4 separate regions of the Homo sapiens genome follow, and all the other regions are linked to region 3. The links are chromatin contacts, found by Hi-C in ENCODE. All regions are on one chromosome and are shown on one strand. The core of a region is the stretch at or near the end of the contact, and the rest is flanking DNA. Distances in the headings are between cores, read along the strand shown. Region 1 holds the start of LRIG1 (leucine rich repeats and immunoglobulin like domains 1). Region 2 holds the start of ARL6IP5 (ARF like GTPase 6 interacting protein 5). Region 3 holds the start of LINC02018 (long intergenic non-protein coding RNA 2018). Region 4 holds the start of SLC25A26 (solute carrier family 25 member 26).

Region 1 (5,265 bases), core at 354-2,853, 8.9 Mb after region 3:
ATTTTTTTTTTTTTTTTGCCTTTTTTCCCTAAGGTTCAACTTCTCCTCTTTACCTCCCACCCCACCCCACTTCCATAAAACACAACTCAGATTTAATGTTCTGGAGCAAATGTTTTTCAACAGACTTGACCTGCTTAATCTTCCTGACAATGTGCGCAGTTATGTTAGTAATTTGCATACTCTTGGGAAGGGATATGAGACACTAGCAAACCAAAACGCCCAGAGGGCAGCTATATGTTACAGTGGTAATCTTTTTCTTTTTTTCTCAATGTGTGTATGTCTGCTTAATGTTACCACGTACTATCGTAACACACTACTACTATGGTCTGATCTTTAAGAGCAAAAGTTAGAAGCTTTGTTAACTATTATTTCTCCTTTAACTCTGTCTCTTACGAATACACAATGGCTTCTTGAAAATTATCTTAAAAAGACTCTGATTAAAACAAAAACCCAATGACAACAACAAAGCAACCCCTTTATCAAAGGCTGCAGCATTTCTAGAAGTACCCTTCAACTCACTAGCTGGGAAGGAGAGTGCACTTTTTTTTTTTTTTGAGACGGAGTTTCGCTCTGTCACCCAGGCTGGAATTCAGTGACAATTCAGTGACAAGTCTCTGCTCATTGCAGCCTCCGCCTCCGGGGTTCAAGCAGCTCTCCTGTCCCAGCCTCCCGTAGCTGGTATTACAGGTGTGCACCACCACACCTGGCTAATTTTTTTATTTTTCATTTTTAGTACAGACGGGGTTTTACCATGTTGGCCAGGCTGGTCTCGAATTCCTGACCTCAGGTGATCCGCCCGCCTTGGCCTGCCAAACTGCTGGGATTACAGGCGTGAGCCACCACTCCTGGCCGAGGGTGCACCTTTGAGACTAGGTTTCTGCAGCACACATTCATTTTAGTAATCAAGGACATATTGCTGGATTTAGGACGTGAAGAACAAGTCAGGAGCAGATGCTCCAGGCTGCTCGAGGAGGAAGGGGACCACGCCTAATGAAATAACCAAGGATGTCCCAGTCAGGAAGAAATGTGTTAAGTTTTAAACCTGTGTCTTCGCTTTTGGAAGGAACCTGGAAAACGGACGCGGGTTTGCTTCTAATCTGCAGTCCTGCTTGCAGCCTGAGGAGGACGTAAAAAGCCTTGGGGCCAGACAGCCCCAAAACGGGGGCGTTTTACCCTCTTAACTTTCTCTCCCCTTCTTGACGCAGAGGGCGTATCTTCACGCCTCCTTTCCCCAGCCCGCGTTCCCGTTCTCCAACAACAACCTGCGTGTCTCCTTTAAGAGGCGGGGGCCGTCCCTCCCTTTCTCCTCCCAGTCTCCCGCCCTTCACACCTTGGGTGGGAAAAGAGTGTGGGGGCGGGGTAGCCGGTGAAGCGGGAGGGGCGGGATCACAGCGAGCGCTCCAATGGCCCTCGAGGCTGGCCACGGTGGACTCCGGCAGCCAATGAGCAGCAGGCGGGGAGGCGTGGCGGGGCGCTGTTGCAAAGCATCCAACGTGGGCCAGCAGGCGGCCGCGGAGCGCGGAGCCTAGGGGGTGTGTGCGGGCGAGCGGCCGGGGGCGGGGCTTGGGGGACCGGCCGGGGCTGGGCCGCGGGGAGGCGAACAGCAAGCGGCTGATTGTTCGGCTGCGAGGTCGGCGGGACTCTTGCTGCGCGGAGGAGCCGTGCGGAACCCGAGGCTGCGCGCGCGCGCGCGCTCTCTGGCCGCGGCGTGGGGACAGCGAGGCGCACTGGGGCCTCCCAGCGCGGGGCCGGCCGCGCCGTCCAGCCCGAGGTCTACGGCTTTGCGCTCCGAGCCCAGAGGAAGATGCCTGCCGGCACCGAGCTCGGGCTGCGGGGCTGAACGCCTGTCTTCCAGGCGCAGCGGCAGCACTGCCCTCGGCCGGTGTCGGTAGCGGCACTCGGCGTGCCCCGGGCGGACGAAGAGCGCAGGCTGGGTACACCTTGCCCGAATCGGCGGAGTTCGCAGCTAGCGCGGGCGGGCCGGCCGGCCCGGATGGGCGCGGGGTTTGCGGCCCCCGCCGGGTGCTCCGGAGCGGCCCGGGCACCGGGGGCACGCTGAGTGCCGGAGCCGCGGCCGCAGAGAGAACTTGGGGCGGGGGCCATGCCCCGGTGCGGAGTCTAGAGCCGAGCGGAGCGCCCCGCGGGCCCGCCCGCGTCTGCGGCCGTTCGGGTCCTCACAGTCCCCGCGCCCGGAGTTCGCAGCGCGCTCCAGACAAGATGGCGCGGCCGGTCCGGGGAGGGCTCGGGGCCCCGCGCCGCTCGCCTTGCCTTCTCCTTCTCTGGCTGCTTTTGCTTCGGCTGGAGCCGGTGACCGCCGCGGCCGGCCCGCGGGCGCCCTGCGCGGCCGCCTGCACTTGCGCTGGGGACTCGCTGGACTGCGGTGGGCGCGGGCTGGCTGCGTTGCCCGGGGACCTGCCCTCCTGGACGCGGAGCCTGTGAGTGCCGCCCTTTCCGCCCTCTCTGCGCCCCGGGGCTCTGTCACTTGGGGATGGAGCGGCGGGGGTTCGTACTCAGGGAGGGGGTGCGGACTGGGTTGTGTGTGTGGAGTTGTGCGTGCTTGTGCGTGTTGGAAGACTGTCAGGTTGGAGTGGCGGAAGGGAGATTCTGCGTGGAGGTCCGGGGGAGTAGGCGTGCGAGAGAGCCTGGAGAAGAAGAGCGTGCCTCGTGGGGTCTGGAGACGAGCGAGCGTGGGTCGTAGAGATTTGGGGGTTAGCCAGCACGCGTCGTGCGGGCCATCTGGGGGTGAGTGAGTGGGAGTCTGGAGCTGAGTGTGTTTGCGGGTGGGTGGGTGGGAAACGTCTGGAGAAGAGTGTGAAGAAGTCTGTGGGGGTATGTGGGTGCGTTTCCTTTTCCTCTCCTGTAATCCAACTATTTGGTGTCTGAGCTCCTTGGTCTTCCAGTGGGTAATGAATGAAGGTGACTGTTGGGTCCAGTCTTTCGTTTACATTATTTATTAGTTGATAGTGTGTGTAGCCGTCTCCTGATCCCCGAAGACCGTGGTGGCCTGACTTGCCTCTCTGTGCGGGGCAGAAGGCAGTCTTCCCCCGAGGACCCCTGAGTTAGAGGGCTTTGACAGTTCCTGGCGACCTGTGAGTGCTGGGAGTTTGTCCTTTTACGCCTGTTTGGCATTTTACGGAACTGTGTTCCAGACCCTTCCTGTGTGTTCCCTGGGGCCCCATTGGGCTTGATGATCCAGTGGGGTGGGGCCCACCCTCAAGACTCTCTCCTCCATAAATGGTGCAAATGAGTTTTGGAGAAGTGCTGCTTCAGGAGAGGGTGCCAGGGGCTTGGCTGATTTAAGCTGTTTGTTTCACCCGAAAGAGGTTCTTTTCTGTGCTGTCAGGATGTGGGCTTATTAGGACTTAGTGGGACACTTCTTACAGGAGATTTGACAGGAAAAAAAAGGCATTAGACTTCTGTGTAAACATGGTAGAATAGAATAGTCTTCTTTTACTTCTAACAAATCTGGTGCATGAGTCAAATCCCGTTCAGTTATGGGTAATTAGCATCTCTGTAGAACCATTAGTACCTTTCCAGAAAAGGCCTAGCTTAAATAGTCCGCATTTCGGTTGAATAATTGGACATTTTTCCTAGAACATAGGAAAGGCACAGCAGTAACCTTAGGCATGACTATGGCTGTTTTAAAAAGAGAAAACTGGTGTCACAAGTTGTAACCAGCACCTGTGGCTTGATCGAAGAAAATGTGGCCTGTGTTCTGACTACCGTGAAGGGAAGAAAAGTTAATTCCTTTTAAATGTAAAGATCCTGTACCTCTCAAAATGGGGCACGAATCTTTAACTTGGCCCGAGACACTGCTCCATGAACAAGTACTACAGAGTTCTGAAGACAACCAGGAACCCTTTAGTTACAGTTAGGTTTTCAATATCTACTTCTTCTGTGGAATTTACTGAGTTAGTGAAAATCAGTGGTCGTAGGGTGGAGGCAGAGCTTTTGTGAAGTACTGGGAGATAGAGCCCAGTATTGTCCTTAGGTAGTCTCTTATTTAGTCTGGGGTATTGTGATTTTTCCCTTACATACGGTAGTTTTTTTTTTTTTTTTTAAATAGAATCATGTGGGCAAAATCAGATTAACTTCTTAAGTGTTCACCTGTTGGAAGAGTGACTCCCAATGCCATGTGTCAGTGGCATTGTGGGGAAAGCACTTAGTTCCACAGAAGTAACTTCCCAGAGAGGGCAGGGTGTCCTCTTATTTGCACTTTCCTATGGTCACAAGATCCACTTTGCCTTGCCCTTTAATTTTTGGAGCAAAACATACTGGTTATTTCTTTAGGCTTTCTGTTGCCTAGGAGTGACATTTCACATGGCATAAATACCTTCAAAATTGAAGTCCTTCTCTTTTACTCACACATTTGATGATCGAGAAATACCAAAGTGGGTATTTTGAGCATCAGTAGACTTTAGTATACTGATTATGGTGTTGACTGATTCGATTTTAAGATATGAGCAGCATGATTTCTGGTTAGTATGTAGCAACACAGTATGCAGTGCAAAATGGCTATCCTTTGAAAAATATTTGTGAAGTTTTCTTATTTCTGATTAAGGACAAATCAAGCAAATGTGTTCTTTTTTTCTAGACTTCAGACTTCTGAATTTAAATCATTAGTCTCCGTGAGTCTTATTCTGGAATTTCCATAAGAGTATTTATATGGTTTGTATTCCTGGCTAAGATTCAGCAAGACTTTAGGGGAGAAAGTGTCTGTATATGATATAATGAAATATCTTGTAGTTTCACCAAGTTTACACGCTCTAAGCCCACGGTGTCTAGAAAATGCTTTGAGCTAGTTTATAAACCCATGAACTGGATTTACTGCAGCTAGTTCAAACAACTTCAGGCTGTGGGTTTGAGATAGCAGAGGACCTGTGGCTTTATGGGACCTTTTTTTTTTTTTTTTTTTTTTTTGTAAACAGTGCGTCTGATGTGGAAGTTGCTTCTAGGCCTGATATAAGAAAAATAAAACTTTTAAATAGTGAATGTAAATGCAGTGTGAATAGAAGAAACAGAATGGATAATGATAATCGGTTCATTTTTGGGGCCTGAGGATAACTTTTCAGCACAATAACTTACAGTTGTAGTAGTCAAGCCATAATTTAAGTCTCCCAGCCCATTACGTAGGTGAGATTGGCATGGTCCAACTAGCACATTCATAAATAGCACCAAGCCACTGCCAAGCCTTATTCCAACTTCCCAGAACCTGAGAAGAAGTTGAACTTCTTAGAACTCAGATATTTGCTTTCTTTGAAATTA
Region 2 (5,384 bases), core at 1-2,500, 6.4 Mb after region 3:
TTTCTCCCAAGCCAGCTTGCTGCTTCTTCCCTCTACGTCTGCCCTGAAATAGAAATGTCAGACATTTAAGTGCAAGTGAGTCCTTTATAAAGTCTGAGGGTGGCTTTTTCTTTAAAGATGTGTAGGAGATAATCAGCAAGATTGAGAATATCACCACCCATCCTGCATAAGCGAGAGAAGCATTTCTTAAAGGGTGAACTAGAAGGAAAGGTGGTTTCTAGGAAAGCAGGTGTACATGCAGTCTCAACACAGGATACTTTGTTAAGTATCAGGTATTGAAAAGGCCTTCTGATACATTGAAACCTCAGGCTAGGAAGCGAAGACAGAGAAAGTGACCACGCCTGGCCACTGCTGGAAGAAAATGCCAGAAGGCCATCTTCCCACAGTCATGGCAGCCTTTACCCCACAATGGGAGATGCGCCACCAGGAGACACCCCCCCTTTTGATCCCAAGCTCAGCTTTACTGTACAGTGTGGCAGGCATTAGGCAGAGAAAGCAGCAAAGTGCGTCGCCACTTGGTTGCCCTTTTTACACTAGCCCGGGTCCACACCCTGCCGCCCCAGCCAGCTCCAGGGTAGGGTTACACCACTTTCCTTTTTCTTCTTATTTTTAAAAGACGAGGGCGCTACAAATATCTTTCCAGCAAGAGCCCGATCCTGGCACGCGGGCGGGGGCAGGGGGGTGGGGGAACTCTCATTTTTCTTCCCTGCGGCTGGCAAATTTTCCCCGTCCTCTTTCCCCTAGGGCCCCCCTCAAGTCTCAGCCCTTGGTGCAGAAAATGGGGCCCCAGGTTACTGCGGCCTCGCCCTGCAAACAAGTTTCCACTGGCTTGGCCGCTTGCAGAATTGCCAGGGCAGGCGCTGAGCGTGGTCAGAGAGCGTCTCTACATCCCGGGATCTTGCACCCCGAGGCCCCTCCGTGCTCGCCCCGGATCGGTGTCCCGGGTAGGGGGACCCCACTTACCCCACAATGGAAATCATCATGGCAGCCACCACCAGGTAGTTGGTCTGGTAATAGAGCAGGTTGCTCACTACGCGGTTGTTCCATTTGGAAATGTCCCTGAAGTCCGGCCGGGCAAAGCGATCGGAACCCGGGAAGAAATCGTCCCAGGCGCGGAGTGGGGCGATATTAACGTCCATGTTCTCAGCTTTGCGTTCTTCGCCTCCAGAATCTGGCGGCGGCGGCGGCGGCAACCGATCAGCTGAGCTGAGTTGGAGAGTTGACAGCGGCTCCGTCTCGGTCGGCTTTGCGGTTGGCAGACAGCAGAGCAAAGGAAATTGGGAGTGGGCGGGCGTGTTTGCTCCTCTTTACTTCTTCATTGGCTCTTGGTTGGGTACAGGAAAACAGGAACCTCCAGACAGAACAAGGGACTGAGTGCAGAATAGAGACGAAATGACAGAAAGCAACTAGCGGAAATCCCCTGTCTGAAGGGAGGTGGCAATGCCTTCTCTAGCAGCAGAGAAGCTGCCTCCTTCGAAATACCTTTTTTGAAGGTTTACCTAGGAGTGTGTTCTCTGACTTAGAGAAAAATTTTGGCAGCTGTGCAGATGCCAATCTAAGTGAAATGAAATGGAAGGCGACTACAGTGTTAATGGAGAATGAGCTGCTTTTGAAAACTAAGTCTTACTAACCTCTACACATCTGAATGCAATTCCCATGTTTTCTCTGTTTCACCATGAGTCACTATGTGTGAAATCAGATTGGCAAAACGGGAAAGAAGGTCATGTAGAACAGAAGGGCTGGTCTGTTTTTTTCACTTCTCTTCTTTGTTCTCCACCTCTGTTCTCTCTAGGCTAAATTGTTGGACTGCTATGCCATTCTGATAAAGTAGGCACTCTGGCCACTTCAGTCCTGAGCTGGGCATGTTGCTTACATTTTAAAGCAAACAGTTGTCTGCAGTGAACTAGTTGTTCTGCATCCAGCATTTTCTGGGCAGAAATATGCATTCCACTTCAAAAGTTTTCTTAGTTTTATTGCAATATTTGGTGACAGCTTTCACTGAGGGACCACAATATATTCATAGATAACGTGATGTTTTGTATCCCAGCCCAAAGACCTGGCAAAAGAAGTATTCGTTGTCAATTCTCTTCTAAGCTTCCAAGGGTCATCTTTTTTCAGTTAAGGGGCTGATTGGTACAATGCATGAGAAAAAAAGTAGTTTGTTTAATTGTATAATGTAATAGGTAGAATTCTAAGGTGAAGATTTCTAAGATAACAGAGTCTCTAAGCCCCTAAGTGGCTTAGACAAGGTGAATTCACTCTACTCAGATCACCAATTTTTGAAAACTTGGAAAGTAATGAAATATACTAATGCAAAGTCTAGAAAACATAATTTAATTTTCCTTATTAATTCAGAAGACAGTTAAGGAGCTTACAGCGACTCTAAGAAATTACTACTACTACTGTTGTTTAGGAAAATTTGGTGATTGCATGGAATTAGTGCTAAGATATATCTTATGTGCTGCTTTTTGAATAAAGTTTAAAATGTGAAAATATTCCTGAGTGCTCATGTTTTCTTGATTCTGGAAAAATGGGATGGTGTGAAGTCAGAGAAAGCAAAATTAGAGTCGCAGCTCCTTCCTCTCTGGCAGGTGACTTTGGAGAAACTACTTAATCTCTCCCAGCCTCGGTGTCTTCATGTGTAAAGTGGGGATAATGGAACATCTGCCATATAGACGAGGCTAAGTGAAGGAATGTATAGGAAATGCTTAGTGTATAATAAAGGTTCACAGTTATATGTTACTATTATTGTTATTAGCAATAGGATAGCCCACGATTCTTGTTTGCTATTAATAGTGCTTTAATCTGATTTGTTTTCTATGCTTTCATTATAAACATCTACTAACTTTTCTCTACCTTGCTCCAACTTTATTGTTGTGGATGTATCTGGGTAGGGGGAAAAGGTTGAGAATATTCAGTACAATGCCAGCAAGTATTTCGAGTTCTTTTGAGGCTCTGTGAAAGCACTGTGGGTTTTTTTTCTTTTCTTTTCTTTTTTTTTTTAAAGAGGAGAAAAATGTAATCCTGCTCTGCCTTCAAAACTTCTGCAATCCAGTGGAAACACTAGTTAAATATGAGACAGTAAGAGGAGTGCTAAATAGAGATGCACTGAGCCTCAGTGCTCAGTTACAGGAAGTCAGAGGGTGTGGAGGAATTCCCCAGGGCTTCAGAATGTCAAGAGGCAGCACTGTGGGCAAGCTGAGTAAATCATCTTGGTCAAGATGAGAGTGGGAACTCCAGTGGGGCCCCACACTGTTGGTGAGATTTATGAGTATTAGAAGCTGTAACTAAGAACTTTATCTTCCAACTGCTCAGAACTGCATGACCAAAAGCTGTCAAGAGTGTATTAGTAACAATATGATTACTCCTTGATCACAGGCAATTGATACCCAAGAAAGAATTAAACCTCTTTAGAGGTTTAAACATAAATAAATAAATTCTGAAAAGACAGAGAAAGCTGTTTATAGCATGATTCCCTTCTGTCTCCCTCCCAAAATGTTAACCCTGTCTCTCTCTTTGGGGTATGGGAGATTTTTTTTTTCTCTAAATATTTCTACCTTTGTTAAATTATTTTAAATAAAAATGAACATGTAATGAGTCATTACTTTTTTCCAGTAACTGTTTGAAATGCTATTAGTAGCAGCTCTTTGTTAGTGTTCATTCCGGGGAGGGAGGGGTCAGATTCACTGTAGAGGTCTTTCTGGAGCTTTAATTTATTATTATTTTTAGAGACAGGGTCTCACTATGTTGCCCAGGCTGGTTTTAAACTCCTGGGCTCAAACAGTCCTCCCACCTCAGCCTCCCAAGTAGCCGGGACTACAGGTGTGGGAAGCCGAGCCCTGCTTGATGGGGCTTTTATAATGGGACTGGTGTGTCTAGATAGGACCATTCAGACTATCTGTCTGTTTAAAAACCATAGCAGATAGTCTAATTGTTTATGATATGTTCCATTTGAAGTAAAATAAATCTGTTGAAGGTTTTGCTTGCATGTCTCTGTTGCTTTCATTCCTGGCAAGGGCAGATGGCTATTTCTAATCCGTCAATCAATCTAAGCCAGTGAGAGTGCCTGGTGTCGTTTATCAAAATACCACCATGGTGAGTCAGGCTGTTAGTCTCAAAGCAAGCAGATGCAGGGCCAGATACCTTTGCAGACTTCTTCATCGGCTAGCTGTACTCTATCCCTAGGCCTCAGTTTCCTCCCCTGTGAAATGGGTGAGACTGGACTAGGTGGCCTTTAAGGTGACTGCTGCTTTTCACTATCTGAGAGGGTTGCAATGCTCACTACCACTAATCAAAGGGTATCCAGTATTGTTGGGGGTTCAGGCTACAGGAGCCCATTTTGATAAGCACTGAGGTTAAATCCTCAGTGAAACCATCTGTGGAGTTGTCTGGGCAAGAAAAAGTAGTTTCATAGTTGACGCTGAGACATGTGATGCAGAAGGAGGCTGGTATCTCTTGATAGGGACTGTGAACTCTATTCCCACGCTCACTGCCTGGCATTGACTTTCAGCTCAGTGAATGCTATTGAACTGAACCTAATTGGGGGACCATAAAGGACAAGCTTTCCTTAAGGTTCACTGAAAACTAGGACAAGAGGAGGTTAAATATCACAGTGTAGTAACAGCAGCTACATTTACTGAGTACCCATCAGGCTTTATGTACTCCATTTCAGTGGCCCTCAAACTTTACCAGTGGAGAATCACCCCAGGCTTTGCAGAAGGCTGAAGGGTGGGGTGGCGGGGGGGCGGTGGGGAGCGTGGTGGGGGCGGTGAGGGGTGAAAATTTGTGTTAAAAAAAACTTCCCAAGTGATGTTGATCAGGAACTGTATTTTGAGAGCCACTCTGGATTTTACTTAATTATCAGTCTTACAAGGTGAATAGTGTTATGCCCACTTTATAAATGAAGAAATAGAAGTGTCTAAGGGTTTCGTAGCTCACAACTGAGAAGAATTTAAAATCAGTTACTTTTGATTCCAAATATCATTCTTGTCCCACTCCATAGAAGGAGATGTGTGTGTACGTGTATATACATACATTTTTGAACATGATCATTTCCCTCTATCCAGCCATCCAGATTCACAGTGTATATTTGTATTTCTGACTCTAGAAGAAAATAATTGAAACTTTTATCACAATTTATCTTTAGGTGATAGGATTATGGGTGTTCTCAGTTATTCTTTGATTTTTGTGATTGTTTTCCTTTATACTTTTTTCTTTGTATCTAAATATACACATTTATCTCAGGAAAAGTTTTAATCATTTTGTTTCCGCTGAACTTATCTAACAGAATGTGACATGAAAATATTAATGCTGATTTGTTCAAAGAAAATAATAATCTCCCACCCCACCAATGTAAACGGATTTAGATAAATTTATTATTCAAG
Region 3 (5,236 bases), core at 500-2,999:
TCTAAAAACACAGCAATAACCACATCCCATCCTCTTGATTTAAATGAAAGTGTTTGGGGGAATAAAAGATGAACCTTTTTTTTCTTTGTCAGATCTTGCGCTCATTTGGTTCTGGTGGGGAACAACAGCTATAAGAGAACAAGTGTATTCAATTCGAATTAATTCCCCTCTCTTATTCTCATAGCTGAGCAGGGCTCAAGTGCCTCTCATCTGAAAGAGGTAATAAGATTTTATCTGTCTCCTCATCTACCTTTTGCAAGTATACTTAACAAATTAGCTCTCGAGACTCTTCCAAATGGAGTTTTATGAGGAATTTGCTAAGGTAAACGTTTTAGACTTTGAACACAGTTCAGATTTCGGGGGCAGTACTGAAATCTGAACTGTGTTGCTAACTGCCCTGCCTTTCAACTCAAGACACAATAACTTTGAACTAAAATAATTATATTTTTGTTGTTTTCCACTCTGTCCCCACGTCTATATCACCACCACCCCCCCATCCCACCCCGCAGGAGCTAACTCCTCTTTCCTGTCCCTGCAAGATCAAAACTCCTCCTGCAAGCCCCGCTAGCTCTGTCTGCTCATCTTTGTGGCAGATATCGCTATTGTACTTTTATACTCATTTGTGTGATAAGTACTTCAATGTCCACTTCTTCCACGAGCCCCTGAGCCTCTGGAGGGCCCAGACCACACCTAGTCTTTCTCACCGTTACATCTCCCTTGTCAGGCACATGGTAGGTGCTTAATAAGTATTTGGTGAACGAATGGCTTGTTTGGAGACAGTCCAAAGGCTGGAGGACAGAGGGAAAGCTCCCTCCTTTCGGGCCCCAGACGGGTGGCGCTGATGGAGAGGTTAGGATAAGGCCTCCAGGACCGAAGCGTGCACCTGTAAGGCCCCTGCTAAAAAGACCTTCCTGAAGGCGGAGGTACTGCGAGAGTGTCTACGTTAGCCCAAGGCCTGACCCGACGATCCCAGGGACCCTCGCCCTAACTGGCCCCGCCTCCCGGGCCCCAAACCCAGACTCGGCCCCGCCCGAAGCTCCGGATCCTGGGGCCCGCCCCTGGCCCCGCGTCGGCCGACCGTGGGCTCGCTCCTGGGCGTGCCTCAAACCCTCCGCAGGTAACGCCTCCCAACTTGAGCCACATTCCGATCCCCTCCTCAAACCCCTCCCCGTTTCCCACACCCTGGATCCCTCGCTCCGTCTCGGCCCCGCCCCAAGCCCAGCTAGGTCTCGGCCCCTGAGCCCAGCCCCGACCGGCCTCCCAGTCCCTGGGTCCCTCCCGACACCGGCCCCTCCCTAAGCTCCGCCTCCCAGGGCCCGCCTCCTGAGCGCAGCTGGCAGCCCGGACTCGGCCCCGCCTCCTGGACCCTGGGCCCCTCCCCACGTCGGCCCGTCCAAAGCTCTGCCTCCCAGAGTCCGCGCACCGCCTGGCCATGTGCTACGACATAGTCAACCCCCCGCCCCGGCCCCGCCTCCTGAGCCCTTCTCTGGGTCTGGCCTTAGCCCCACCCTAAGACCTGTCTCCTGGGCTCTGCTCTGAGTCCCGCCTCCTGAACCCAATGGCGTTTATCCCCGCTCTAATGCTCGCCTCCAGGACTCTTATCCTGCCCACACGCAAGGCACCGCCTCCAGGACGCCACCAACCTGGACGCTTCTGAAGCCCAGCTTCCAGGATCGCCCTATCCTGACTCCGCCCCAGGACCCGCCAACCTGGACTCTACCCAGGACCTGCCCCAACGACGCTTATCCTGGCCCTACCCCAGGCCTCGCCCTCCTAACGCTCATCCTGGCCCCGCCCTACAGCCCGCCCCCAGGACGCTCCTCCTGACCCTACCCCCAGGCCCCGCCCCCTCTCTGCCGCCGCGCACTGCCCTGGGCCCACCCCCTCTTCAGTCCAGGCCCGGCTTCCGCCCGGTCTCCCGGCAACGCTGCGGCCCCGCCCACGTCATGGCGCCCGAGGAGAATGCGGGGACCGAACTCTTGCTGCAGAGTTTCGAGCGCCGCTTCCTGGCGGCGCGCACGCTGCGCTCCTTCCCCTGGCAGGGGGGCGGCGGGCGAGCGGAGAGGCCCGCGGGGCTCGCGGGAGTCCAGGGGCAGACGGGATGGGTCTCCGTGCTGAAACCCCCGGCGCTCCTGCCACGTGAGTTCCTGGGCTCTCCCCGGTCAGGGCCGCGAGACCCGGTCCCCGTCCCTGGGGCCTGGCCAGAGTCGCTCGCACCCCTCCTGCCCCGCGAGCTGGCGGCGGAAGATGAGGGCGTCTCCACCGCCTTGGGGGGGCAGACGCGTGCTCGGTGTGGGGTACAGTTCACGATCATTTTCACGACTTTTTAAAGGTAGTAATCGTTCTGGTCACTGGGACACAGCTGCCCTCGCCCATTCTAAAAAGTCAGCGCCCTCAGGCCCGCGGGTAACCACTTCATCCTGAGCACGGTGACCAGGTCACAGGCTGTCCCTCGTGCCTCAGTGTTCTCATCTGTATGTCGAGCACTGCACAGAATCGGATCATGCGCTGAGGCTTTCACGCCTGTGATGGAAGAGACAGAGAAGGGGGTGGCCTCTCCTCTCCCTGGGGACCTGCCATTCTCAGCACAGGCGCCTGGCAGGCAGCAGCCTCCCTTCTGCCAGCAGAGGGGCTTAATGCACCCCTCTCCATTTGTAATTCATGTGCAGTGAGCTCACTGGGATGAGTCAGTTCGGATATATATTCCTCCCTGGGTCTGCCCCATTTTATGGGGTGTTGCTTAATCATTTGCGTTATTCCATTGACATAAAATATTTAGCACTCAGAGATCAATTTTAGTCAGGAGAAATTTGTGCATTTTTAACCCAAAATAGAAACCTTCATAAAAGCATCATAGGTCTCCATTCAATATTGACTATAGTTGTTCACATGCCCACACTGAATGCTAACTTCGGCTCACCCTCAACACTGACGAGGTGGGTACTATTATTATCACTCACTTTTGACCAGAGAGATTGTTTGATTAGGGTGAAGTAGTTGAGAGTTCAGACCCAGGAGACAGCCTGCCTGCTTCGAATCCTGGCCCAACCCCTGGCCCTGTGTGACCTTGGGCAAGTGACTGCATCTCTCTGTGCTATTGTTTTCTTATTAATAAAATGGGGGATATAATGATACCTACCTCTTAGGGTTGTTGTCAGCGTTGAGTACAAAAGCCTGTGGATCAGTGCCTGGCTCATGGTAAATGCATGTCGGTGTTAGCTGGTGTTTTTATTCAGTCACAAAATGTTTAATAAATGCCTTCCATGAGCCAGGCACCATGGATCAGCAGTACCCATGATAGATGAGGCTCTGCTTGCATGGGAGAGCCAGAGAATAAACAAATAAATGAATAAACAAGAAAAGACCAGATGAGAGTGGCTTTAAAGCCAATAAAACAGGGAAATGGTGAATGGAGCAACTGGGGAGAAGAGTCACCAAGGTCGGGGAATCAGGGAAGCCTTCCCCAAAGAGGTGGTATTTGAACTGGGGCCTGAGTGGTGAGGCAGCCAGCCATGGGAAGGGCTTGGGGAACAGGATATGCAAAGGCCCTGTGGTGGAAACAAGCCAGCTATGGTTGAGGAAAAACAGCAAGGCAGCCAGTGTGGCTGGAGTGGAGTGAGCAGGGTGGGCCAGGGGTGAGGGAGAACAGGCCAGAGAGAGGGATTAGGACCAGGTCTTGTAGGGCCTTTTATGGCATGGAAGGAGCTCTGAAGCAATGAAGTGCCTTGCCGTGGGTCACATACCAGCCGAGACAGTTTGCCTAACTCAGGAGCCAAAGCTTGCTGCTGGGCTTGAGGCCCCTGTAAGAGGACAATGTAACCCAGGCTGGTATGAGCACATTCTGCATTTCTACTTAAACTCAGATGGCAAGCCCATCAAACCTTGTTGCCATGGCTGCCCTGGTAATTCCTGGCTGACCAGTGCAACCAGGGAGCTGGCCCATGACCCGGGTGGCCGCTAAGTAGCCATGACTAATGCGGCCAAGAGTCAGTCTTCTTCCTGTGACTCATCCAATTGCACCCAGCGACATCTGAAGGTCAGGCTTTCAGCCACTGTGGCTTCCACTTCCAACTGGCTCCACGTCCCCAGGGAGGGATCACATAGCGCTTTGCCAACACATTCTATTGCGTGTTTTAATGTTCCTGTGAATGCGCCCTTGAGATTTCTCTCTCTCCCGTCCACACAGAGCTTAGAAGCAAAGTTAAGAGACTCATCAGATTCTGAGCTGCTGCGGGATATTTTGCAGAAGGTAAGAATCCCAGAGTCCCTGGGACTCATGACCCTGCCTCCTGAATCTCTCCGGAAGACCTGAGAGAAGAACCATAGGTGTGCTTATACCCTTTAAAAACACCCCTGTTCAAAGAACAAAACCATTGAGTCAGCACTGCAGGTGGGTGTCAGCACCTCCGACAGCTCCTGCACTTTCGTTGTCTATCTAAGACTTAGACAAAGACATCAGAATATACAAAAATCTGCAAGAGGGGTGAAATCTAGCGAATGTTTTTTAAACCATCCACAGCAAAAACAGAGATGACAGGTACAAAACAGCTTCTAGCATTTGGTAGATGCTCAGAGACTTTCTTTTTTGCATTCATGAGGCCTGTCCTGCCCACTCCTGTCTCTTCTAGACCTAAATGGGCCCTTGCTTTGCCCAGGGTGGGGTTTGGACTCAAGTGCATCTGCATGCAGGTGAGAGCCAGGATCACCACCCGGCCCAGCTAGAGGCTGACCTTGGCCTTGAGGGCCAAGTGCAGATCACCCTGCATCCTGGGTCTTCACCTTCGAAGGGCCATGAGCCCTTCTGAAAAGACAAAGCAATAGACTCCCTCCCAGAAAGAAGTACACCAGAAGAATATGTTTTCCATACAAACTCAGGGGAGACAGACATCCTCCACCCCCACCCACCCAGCCCATCCTAGGAGCCCCGGTGAAGAATTCCTGTGCTAGAGGTGAACCAAGATTATCCACATGGAAAAGATGCAGACACAGCAGGGAAGACTTTCGGGGCAATACAGTAGGTCAGGGCTTCGATCATGGAGATACCTGAAGTTATCTCACACCCTGCTCTGAGTTTCACCCTAAGCCTCACTCTCATAGGTGGTGAAGCATGAAATGTTGGGAGAGCTGCTTTAAAACCCAGCACAAGGCTGGGTGCACTGGCTCACACCTGTAATCCCAGGACTCTGGGAGGCTGAGGTGGACGGATCACCTAAGGTCAGGAGTTCAACACCAGCCT
Region 4 (5,249 bases), core at 2,191-4,690, 9.2 Mb after region 3:
GATCTGATGGTTTTATAAAGGGGAGTTCCCCTGCAGCACATGCTCTCTTGTCTGCCACTATGTAAGACATGACTTGCTCTTCCTTTGCCTTCCACACAACTGTGAGGCCTCCCCAGCCAAATGGAACTGTAAGTCAATTAAGACTCTTTCCTTTATAAATTACCCAGTCTCAGGTATCTTTGTTAGCAGCATGAGAACAGACTAACACGATGTAATCCTACCACCAAAAATACTTAGTGCTATTTTGGAGTATTTCAATCTGGCTTTTTTTCCCCATGAATGGAATAGGTTTTAACATAGCTTTAATTAGGTACAAGCAAATATACATACATGCAATGTTTTTCTCTTAATTTTATCTCATAAGCATTTTCCATGTAATTATAGTACATTCTCTTCACAAGCACTATTTTTTATGGCTGCAGACTAGTCCAAGAAATGGGTTTCCCATTGTTTGTCTAATTCTTCCCCTCTGTCCCATGTTTTAGCAGCTTCTTACTGTCTTCACTGAGTTAAATGTTATTTATATAAATATCTTTAGGTTGCTAATACATAGTTCCAGTTGCTTTCCTAAAAGTATGCACTGATCAATGTACTCTTTGAGGATTTTGTTTCTGGATACCCCACTCTGTGCTCCAAATGATAACTAACATCCCAGAGGCTCTCCACTTATTCAATCCTCTTCATGAAGCTTTAGGAAGGGAGCATTTCAATGTCTGCTACTTGCCAGGCTCTGCTCTGTGTGTTTAATGTTACCTCATTTAATTCTTCAAATCCAAGTTTCAAGACTTCAGCAATCATCTAGGCTTTTCATTCAAAGTAGTACTGAGTGCTTACCTAGTGCCAGGTACTGGTAAAAGAGTAGTAAGCAAAACCAAACTCCCTCAGGAGTGTTCACTGTGTCTCAAACGCACTCCAAGACATTAAAAAGTAGCCACTCCATTTCCGTACTACTCTGATAATAAAACATTTCAATGGCTTCCATTACACTACAAATGAAATCCAAATTATTTTCCCTAGCCCATAAAGCCCCACCTCAGCTGGCTTTGCCTACCCCTCCCATACCAACCCCTGCCATGCTATCCTTACCCATTAGGCCTCACCACTTGAAAACTCTAAGCTCTTTCCACTTGAGCCATTCCCCATGACTGAACCTCCCACTCTGATCATCAAAAATTCAAGCCCCTTCCTATCTTTTAGGTCTTAGCTGAAATGTTACCACTTCGTGGCTTTCCTTGGTCACTCCATCTAAGAGGTTCACCAATATTTGCCTACTCTGTCGCATCTTCAGTTCATTTCTTTCATAGCACTTATTCATTGCAACTGTTTTATCTGCTGGCCTTTCTTCCCTACTTGAAATGGGGTTATCTGCCACTGTATCTACAAAGCCTACCACAATACCCAGTGGGCAGAATAGATGGAAGAAAAATTGTGTGCTGAATGCATAAATAAAATGTTTTTCCTTTACCTGGAATGAAATCTAGTTTCTTGAAACTTCCACCTATTGATTCTAATTTTACCCTCTATAAATACATTGGGAAAAAAGTATACTTTACTGCATGTGTATCATACTTTAATTAAGTATATACTAAATCCATTCTTTTGTTAACTGCAGCACTCACCTGTGTTTTAGCAATTGCAACCTTTGCTGACTTCGGAGAGTATCAAGAAGCAGATAAGGGCACGACTCCCAGGTGACATCACCTGGGTTGGAATATGAGCTCCAATACTTACACAGACGAAATGGATCTCACTTGTGTGATTTTGAACTAGTTATCTAATCTCTTGGTATCCCACTTCCCTCATTTGGAAAATTAGGATAAGAGTTCAATTATTGTGAGAATTAAATGGGATAATGTATGTAAAGAGCTTACCCCAGTTCCTGGCACAGGAATGTTAGCTGACAAACTACTGCTGCTGTGTCACCAGCTAGACAGGAAAGCTCCTTAAAAGCGGTAACATTGGCCAGGCGCCGTGGCTCACGCCTGTAGTCCCAGCACTTTGGGAGGCCGAGGCGGGCGGGATCACGAGGTCAGGAGATCGAGACCATCCTGGCTAACACGGTGAAACCCCGTCTCCACTAAAAACCCAAAAAATTAGCTGGGCGTAGTGGCGGGCACCTGCAGTCCCAGCTACTCGGGAGGCTGAGGCAGGAGAATGGCGTGAACCCGAGAGGTGGAGCCTGCAGTGAGCCGAGATGGCGCCACCACACTCCAGCCTGGGCGAAGAGTGAGACTCCTTCTCAAAAAAAAAAAAAAAAATCAGTAACATTATTTCTTTATATTTCTAAGACCTACCTTATACAAGTTTCAACAAATCTAGATTTAAAGCTATCATCCTACAAGTCTGGCTAAGACATCCCTACTTCCATATATTCCCCTAACACCCTGAACCTAGCCCACCTGTTATTTATCCCAACAGTCATTTTACTATTTTGTCTCTAACACCTGACCCTTAGGAGCAGGTCTATCTTGTTCACCATGTTATCCTCAACACCTGCAACACCAAAATTCGATAATTAAGTGACTAAATCACTGTGGGCCTCCATTTTCCCTATGAAAATCATTTTAAAAATTATTTGTCTGTCTCTGCCCATTCCACACAATGAAAACGTAGGCAGCCAAACTCTGTTTTGTTAACTGCTGTATCTAGTATCCTCTACCAGACGCTCCAAAATATTTGGTAAAGGACTTTTTTTTCTGTTAATTCATGTTGATTCTCGTAGTTTTCTGCTACGGAATTAAATACTAAGCCTGTTTATTGACTCCGCAGCGTTCCCGATGAGCTATGTGTGCTCACCAATATTTCTCCAAAGCCTAGGCTTGGAGCAGAAATAGCAGATTATGTATTGAATGAACAGAAGGACATGTCATTTTCTAAGACTGAAAAGAGATGCAGCAAAATGAGAAACGTAGTATTGAATAGAAGGGCTGGGAGCGATGTGAGTAAGGTTTTTGTTGTTGTGTTACATACATTTCTTTAATTCCCAAGATCTCTAGAGTAGTTACACTATTTAATGAAAGAGTAGTTAACAGTGTATAATAGAAGCTCTTTTTTAAGTAAATGAGGGTGCAAAAGACAATGACTCACCTTCCTTCCCCCACCTGGCTCTTATGACCTGGCAGTACAGACATAGCCTTAACACCTGGCCCGCCGGTGGCCTGGGAGCCTCGTGCTCCCTCTCAGACCTGGCTGCCAGTAACCCGAGGACAGTCCAGCCCGCAAAACCGGAAGAAAACCAGTGCAGAGAACGCCCGCGGGCTCCAATGCCGGACGCCGGCACTCTGAGCAACCCACCCCACCGCCCCGCACTCACCACCAGCGCTGCCACGAACCCCGGCCGGTCCATGGTCGCTCAGACCTCGTCAAGGCTACAATCCAAGCCGGAGCAGAAGCGGATCACGTCCTCGCGCGCTGGGCGCCGCCATGTTTGAGGCGGGTCTGTCTTGAACTTCCGGGACCACGTGACGTAGAACCACAACAACTGCACGTGCAACGCGAGACACCTGGGCCTAGGGGAGGGCCAGAGAGGAGGGGCGGGGCCTCGGGGAGTGTGGTGGAGCTAAGTCTCGGCAAATCCCTTACCTCGGTTTCCTGCAGCAGCGTTGTGTGCAGCTAGACGGAGGAACTTTCGCGAGCAAAAGATCCGTGGCCGAGATCCAGGAGAGAGCAGCGGTAGAATGAGGCCGGCGTGATTCTGAACTGTAAACCCAGAAGAGGCGTGGCTGTGGCGGAGGGAGGAGTCGTGAGGGGTAGTACTAACCTCGGGAGGCGCGATTCGGGATCCTAATCGGATATTTCATTTTGGTTTATCTCTTAGTTTTGTCAAAAAATTTTATCTGAGTTTATATTAAATTAACTCATTATCAGAAGATTATTAAATAAAGATATAGAAAAATACATCAGAAGTTTCCTGACCGGAGTTAAAAATTAGCATCCTCCATTTCTCTTTACAGAGTTACTGCATTTAAAATTATTTGTTTGTTCAGTTATTTACCTGCTCATGTTGTTCGCTGTTGTACTCATGTGTACACCTCAAAGCACACGTTATTAAGTACTTAATAACATTTCTTGGAGTGGACCTGTCTTTATTAAACAAACAAATACCTTGTAAACTTCTGTATATATTAAGGGCCAACTACATCTCAGACGTGGTGCTAAGTGATTGACAGACATTTTTTCATTTAATCCTTTCACCAACCCTATGATGTCAGCAACACTAGTGTCCTCATTTTACAGAGGCTCCTGATGCTCCAACAAGTAACCGACTCAATGTGGCTACAGAGAACACAGCAGAGCAAGCACTGAAAATATACTTAATGCCCTCATCATCTTTCCTCAAAACCGTTATAATAACCTGAGCAGGCTCCTTGCCTGGCCTTTCTTCAATCCCTATTCTATAACACTGCTAGAATTATTCTTATAATTATTCTTATTCTCTTCTAGGTAAAATGATCTAGAAATGATACGCAGAATAGCTTTAGGTGTTAGATGGAATTCAAATTCTATCACCTGCTGGGTTTGGGGATAAGTTTTCCAAGATTAAGTTTTCTCCCCTGTAAAGTGGCGATAATGATAGTCACTTTGTCATGCGGTACTATTATATTAATAGATTAAATGAGATAATGCACTCAAGTTCTTAGCCTAGTTCCTGGCTCATAGAAAGTACTCTCTAAAGGTGATGGTAATGTTATTTCCCTGCTTACAACTCCCCTCTGCTGCCAATGGAGACAGTCCAGCTCCCTAGCATGGTATACACCTCTCAGCTGGTGTCTCCTGTCACTCTTCCCACTAGCCGGACTACACACAGACAGACTATACACTTCCAAGCCTCCTAATTTTGCCCATGTTGTTCTCTCTACCCAGAATACCTTTCCCTAAGCTGCCTGTAGGCCCTCTCAAAACATGCTAGTTCACTTTGTCAATGCCAGCAGAAGAATCTCTGTTGCTGCTATTAATGTCTTTCAAAGTCTCATGTGCTTTGGTCAGGCCTACCCAGGATAATCTCCATTTTTATTAACTCAAAGTCAACTGATTAGAGACCTTAATTATATCTGAAAAATTCCTTTTGCCATACGTGACAACATAATCATGGTGGTAATGTTCTGTCATACTCACAGGTCCTGCTCACAATCAGTGGGGTGATTATGCAAAACACATTAGGGGCCAGGAATCTTGAGGGCCACCTTAGAATCCTGCCTACTTCACATTCCTATAAACCCTCACCGGCAGCCTCCTCAAAGGCCATCAAG

The links. A loop is a pair of places that touch in the nucleus more often than their neighbours do. Pooled maps may share reads with other maps.
Region 1: a map of CD8-positive, alpha-beta T cell shows a loop between it and region 3 (19-fold over the local background). The contact joins the promoter of LRIG1 here to the promoter of LINC02018 in region 3. A Hi-C loop is called at or near these places in 2 of 168 maps with a recorded cell type or tissue (CD8-positive, alpha-beta T cell and naive thymus-derived CD4-positive, alpha-beta T cell) and 4 of 50 pooled maps.
Region 2: a map of CD4-positive, alpha-beta T cell shows a loop between it and region 3 (16-fold over the local background). The contact joins the promoter of ARL6IP5 here to the promoter of LINC02018 in region 3. A Hi-C loop is called at or near these places in 1 of 168 maps with a recorded cell type or tissue (CD4-positive, alpha-beta T cell), 1 of 37 single-sample maps with no recorded cell type and 7 of 50 pooled maps.
Region 4: a loop to region 3 is called in a map of CD8-positive, alpha-beta T cell, with 22 times the contacts of the local background. The contact joins the promoter of SLC25A26 here to the promoter of LINC02018 in region 3. A Hi-C loop is called at or near these places in 3 of 168 maps with a recorded cell type or tissue (CD8-positive, alpha-beta T cell and naive thymus-derived CD4-positive, alpha-beta T cell) and 7 of 50 pooled maps.

The regions. Positions count from the first base shown.
Region 1 is chr3:66,497,360-66,502,624 of GRCh38, reverse strand. It overlaps LRIG1 (leucine rich repeats and immunoglobulin like domains 1), which reads left to right and starts at 1,603. Exons shown (of 19, transcript NM_015541.3): 1 at 1,603-2,435. The coding sequence starts at 2,218. RefSeq lists silencers at 1,234-1,893, 1,914-2,053, 2,094-2,173, 2,194-2,403 and enhancers at 1,506-2,006, 2,007-2,507.
Region 2 is chr3:69,080,803-69,086,186 of GRCh38, reverse strand. ARL6IP5 (ARF like GTPase 6 interacting protein 5) reads right to left here and starts at 1,250. Exons shown (of 3, transcript NM_006407.4): 1 at 964-1,250. The coding sequence starts at 1,139. RefSeq lists enhancers at 1,170-1,479, 3,087-3,246, 4,051-4,110.
Region 3 is chr3:75,431,821-75,437,056 of GRCh38, reverse strand. LINC02018 (long intergenic non-protein coding RNA 2018) reads right to left here and starts at 1,749. Exons shown (of 3, transcript NR_151705.1): 1 at 1,644-1,749. It also overlaps the pseudogene FAM86DP. RefSeq lists silencers at 1,036-1,465, 1,786-2,195 and enhancers at 1,536-1,715, 2,426-2,485, 3,885-4,179.
Region 4 is chr3:66,219,192-66,224,440 of GRCh38, reverse strand. SLC25A26 (solute carrier family 25 member 26) reads right to left here and starts at 3,440. Exons shown (of 10, transcript NM_001379210.1): 1 at 3,314-3,440. The coding sequence starts at 3,346. RefSeq lists enhancers at 2,817-3,316, 3,438-3,497, 3,668-3,827.